Linked DNA regions of Homo sapiens: region 1 is linked to region 2. Evidence: read pairs that join two places in POLR2A ChIA-PET (ENCODE). Cell type or tissue: Caco-2. All regions are shown on one strand.

Region 1 (2,500 bases), 77 kb before region 2:
ATTCATACAGCAAAGAGCCGACTGGGCTGTGGAGAGCAGAATCAATCCAAAATCTGCTAAGTATTTTGGTTCTATCAGCTACAGCCTTAGCTAAATACAAAACATTTGCATGGGTAATAGATAAAGATGGAGCAGTCTTCCAGAACACTATAAAGGAGGCTTCTTCAGCATCACTAACAAAGAAAAATGTGGGGCTAGCCAGTCTAAACTGTAAAATATTTAATTCAAATTAGAGTAAATTGTGGTATTTCCTCCCGTGTAAGTAGACAGAGATAGTCCTGCACCAATTACCACTGGATATAAAGTAGCTGCTCTCAAATTAATGGAATAAAACAAGTCCCCCCAGGCTAACAGCATAGTCTTGGGGTTAGCTGCTTAATTAGTGGGCTCTTTGTTCTAATAGATCTCATAGACAAGACCTTGAAATCAAATCTAGGAGTCGGAGGAGAGAGTCGGTGTCTTGGGTGAATCTGGTTACCATATTTCTAGACTAAACTAATGGAAAGATAAGGATCTTGATTCCAAAGAGCCAAATCAACCTTATCTCTTGAATTTGTATATAATGAACTGTTTATTTTGGCCCAGGAAGCCGCTTCAAAGAACCCATTATGATGGCTAAGGACTAAACCATAATTACATTTCTCTCCAGGACAAACTGAAGGATCTTTCCTTTTTTTCGGTCTTCATTCATTTTCCAAATTGTGAACAAAAATGTTTACTAGGTACTCTGGCCATCTTTATTATTGTGGCTTTAATGTTTAACACTAGTATATTTCTCTTAATCTCTTTGGTCTCAACCTGAAACAGGAGGGAATGGTGACACAAGTGGATTTCATTTCCAGTGAAACAGAAAGGCAGCAACAAGTCTCTAAGCTCCCTCACCTCTGAGCAAAATGCAGAGTGACTTGGAGTCCTGTGACCTAGCTTGCAATGTTGTGATAGCCCTGATAGTGATTCATGTCCTTACAAAACAAACAGCTATCTTTCTAACCCTTCATAGCTTAGGCGGGGCCTCCACCACAGAGCTACCTTTGGTCGGCTCTGCAGACTTTGATGATGAGACTCTAGCAGTCAGTCTAAGAGAGAAAAGGACATTCAGGGAATTTTAAGTGGCTTGGATCAGCATTTGTCATATACAATTGATGTTCATTTATATTTCACTAGCCAAAATCTAATGCTGTCCAAAATTGGGAAAGAAATATTTCAAATACTAATCAGGCCCAATCTTGCTTTAATGTAAAAAATGAGCCTTGTCCTACCTTTTTTCAATCCTAGTCTCAGAAGGGGGATTTAATATTTCCTGACAGTGCTTTAAATACTTTGCTGTTCAGACTTCAGTGAATCCACAATAATTATGTCAGTTAAACCAGCTTGGTTTTTCAATAGGTGTTTTAAGTTTAGGGTGCTTTTTGAACTCCGTATCATGGCATTCATTCTTTGATATTAGGTTTATTAGAGAAAGGGCCAATACTCAGATGGATCACCACTTAACCATTTAACCCATTTACCTGTTGTTTTTTAATCTATTGATTTAGTGGTCTACAGCTTCCCAGCCCCCTCCTTTCCAGGAAGTTTAATTACACAGAATCTAGGAGCCATTGCTATTCCCAGTGGAGAGTTTCGGGGAAGGCCAAGTGGTTTTTAATTCTCAGAAGATCAAGCCATAAAGACTCCGGTAGATTATCATTAAGCACTGACTTAACATTTAGTGTCTTACTAAGCTTTTTATAGGAGCCTTTGCCATTTTGATGAATGAGACTGAAAAATTATCTTTGTTTTACAGATGGAGAAAATATATCAATATACAATTGTTTAGGGGTGGGGAGAGAAGTACCAGTTTCTTCAGGTGGAAATTAATTCTACCCATCCTTCAACACCCTCTCAAAAATATCCAACAACTTCATCATAGTTTTGGCTTCAATCAGTGTGTGCATTCTTCCTGAATCATACTCTCCAGTAAAACAAGATCTTCTTGATAGGCTCTGTTGGCAATATCCAGCCTTCACCTTGACAACAATTAAGCCAGGGAGCACAATTGAGACTGAGTTTTCTTCAGAAGAACAGCCAAATGGCACTGAACACATTTACACAAAGTCATAAAGCAAGTGCAGGAATTAGAAGTCGTCCCCTCCGTGTGGGTGGAGTGGTGAGCCTGGCCCGGGGAGGAACATGGTTTGCTAAGTAGAGGCCTGGGGATGGTAGATACAGACCTTCCTTATTTCTTCAGAAGAACATATCAGAATCCCCCATGGGAACCCCCACACTGGAATCTCTTAGCTTTTTAGAAAGCATAAGCAATGCCGCTAGAAACCATTTATCACATTTAGGAATTCTTTCATTGCTTTCTCATAATTTGCCATGTAAAAATAAATTAGAAGTCATGGAGTGGATGCTTACTAATAAAAGAGAAATTATCAAAGAGATGAACATAAATAGTAATGAAATCAGCATGGGCCTGCAAAGTACGGACATTGCAGGGTCAAAATAAAGGAGGGATGAT
Region 2 (2,500 bases):
TACAGAAATCAGAGATAGAGTGGCAGAGACATCAGGGAAGGGAGCAGGAGGCAAAACAGCTCCAGGCCCACAAAGCATAAGGATCCAAGAGGCAGAAAGTGGTGAAATAAGGACATGCATGATGAGCACATCAGACCTAGAGGAGCGTGTGTGTGCGTGTGTGCATGCGCGCACTAATGCCAGATACACCTGCCAGAAAGGAGGCCAGCTTCTTCTTACAGTTAACCCATTTGTTAGTAGTGTCATTATTTTTGAAGTCTTCCCGAAATCTTATGATTACATTTTTTAAATTTGCTATAAAAAATAATGTATGACCTTTGTTTAAAAGTAATATATATGCATATATGTTTATACATATACATATACACACATGTTTATATATACATATACACACACATAGACATATACATGTATATACATATACATTCACATATGTATAATTATCCTGAACTGTATGCAGTGTATAAGATCAAATGCAAAATCTCCAATACCATCTGCTCTCTCACCTTATTCCCAAGATATAACCGCTATGAGCTAAAGATTTCATCAAGTTTTCTCTTTCCCTCTTTGAAGCGTTTCTCAAACTTCCCCTTTGTTCTTTTTCTCCAAGAAAATAGCATTCTTTGAACTCATACCTTCCAGAATAAGGGGAGCAGCTTTCTAGCGTTAATCTCTGTACTCACCAGCCTCCAGCCACTACCAGACTATTCTTCCTAGAGTACCATTTTCCCTTAGAAAGCCCCAACCACTCTCCCCAGTGCCTACCACACTGAGTCCAGCCCTCCATCACCCATCCTTATGAAGCCACATTCCCTACCTGGATCTTCTATACAGCTAGGCCCACCTCAACATTTACCTTCTTCTTTCTTCCCTTGGGCTTGTGCCCCCGCTGTCCCTCTACCTGGTACTCCATTGTCGGAGGCCTGTGAACCAGAGCAACTCTGTCTTGAATAGGAGCTGGGTGAAATGAGGCTGAGACCTACTGGGCTGCATTCCCGGACAGTTAAGGCATTCTAAGTCACAGGATGAGATAGGATGTTAGCACAAGATACAGGTCATAACACCTTGCTGATAAAACAGGTTGCAGTAAAGAAGCCAGCTAAAACCTACCAAAACCAAGATGACGATGAGAGCGACCTCTGGTCATGCTCACTGCTACACCCCCACCAGCACCATGACAGTTTACGAATGCCATAGCAACATCAGGAAGTTACCCTACATGGTCTAAAAAGGGGAGCCATGAATAATCCACCCCTTGTTTAGCAAATAATCAAGAAATAACCATAAAAATGGGTAACCAGCAACCCTTGGGGCTGCTCTGTCTATGGAGTAGCCATTCTTTTATTCTTCCACTTTCTTAATAAACTTGCTTTCACTTTATGGAACTCACTCTGAATTCTTTCTTGCGCAAGGTTCAGGAACCCTGTCTTGGGGTCTGGATCAGACCCCTTTCCTGTAACACCATCACTATGCACCAGCCTATCTTCCTCTCATCTCCTCTTTGCTCATCTCTGTCTTTCCTATTCTCCACTGCCCACCTCTCACTCTGCTTCCTCTATGAAACATCCCTACTTCTCCAGCTCAGCAGCCCTCTCCTTTCCCTAAATACCTATTGAGCCATGTGTTTTAGCATTTACTGGTTTTCTAATTATTTTGAGAGTGTTAGTCCTATTTCTTCCAATTAGAAATAAATCTCTTGAGGTTGGGGAACTTGCCTTAATAACCTTGGCACCAAGATAAACACATGGGAAAACACAACACATAAATGTGTAGAAAATGGTCACATGCGTAGGAAACACACAGGAAACAGCCAGACATAGAGCAAGTTTACTTTTCACTTAAGTGCTTATCTCCCCATTATTTTGTATGTAGGACCAGCTTTTACTTTTTTGGTTTTGGCTTATGACTTTGGCTCATTCCTTTTTATGTGGTCATTAAAGTTGAGGTGGAATTACCTTTAGGGCAAGGTCACTAACTGGCCGGGTAGATTAACTGCACCTTTCTTTTCAGGGATGCAAATTTTTGTTTAATGTGTCTTAGAAATTTGGGAAGATACTCTTAACTCTCAAAAAATCAGCCCTTAGAGGCACAGCAGGTAATTAGGTTCCACCTAAGGTTTGAGATCTCCTAGATTTTAACCTTAAACATTTAGCCCATATGCCAATTTAACAAATCATGAAACACATTCTTCTTCTTATGTTAATGTAGAGGAAAATTTTAAAGAAAAGGGTAAATCTACTGGTGTATGGCATATGGAGGTCGAGATCCCACATAGATTTTCAGCATTAAGGCAGAACAAATGGACTGCAAGACTACAAAGAAAACAAATTCAGAGCAGTAACCTTTTGAGAACCGCCAAATTGCTGGCAAGATGAAAATGGAGTTTGCATCTGAGAAATTATGCAGCGTTGTGCTTTTTGGAGGAAGGTACAGCACAGAGGGGTATATGTGTTTTCTTTCAAAACTCTATTTTTAATATTCATAATGACACTAACTGAAG

Evidence for each region. Peaks named below come from ENCODE experiments on the same cell type or tissue, not always from the same donor. Only the 100,000 strongest peaks of a DNase experiment are listed, where the experiment ranks them.
Region 1: POLR2A ChIA-PET joins it to region 2 with 6 read pairs; 2 of 35 experiments call an interaction of 5 or more read pairs at or near these places.

Annotation. Positions count from the first base shown.
Region 1 is chr2:204,406,941-204,409,440 of GRCh38, forward strand. No RefSeq gene overlaps it. Among named protein-coding and RNA genes, the nearest start is that of PARD3B, 140 kb to the right of the region's middle. In Caco-2, no CTCF peak of the experiment used is centred here; a DNase peak (open chromatin) is centred at 991.
Region 2 is chr2:204,484,147-204,486,646 of GRCh38, forward strand. No RefSeq gene overlaps it. Among named protein-coding and RNA genes, the nearest start is that of PARD3B, 60 kb to the right of the region's middle. In Caco-2, no CTCF peak of the experiment used is centred here; a DNase peak (open chromatin) is centred at 975.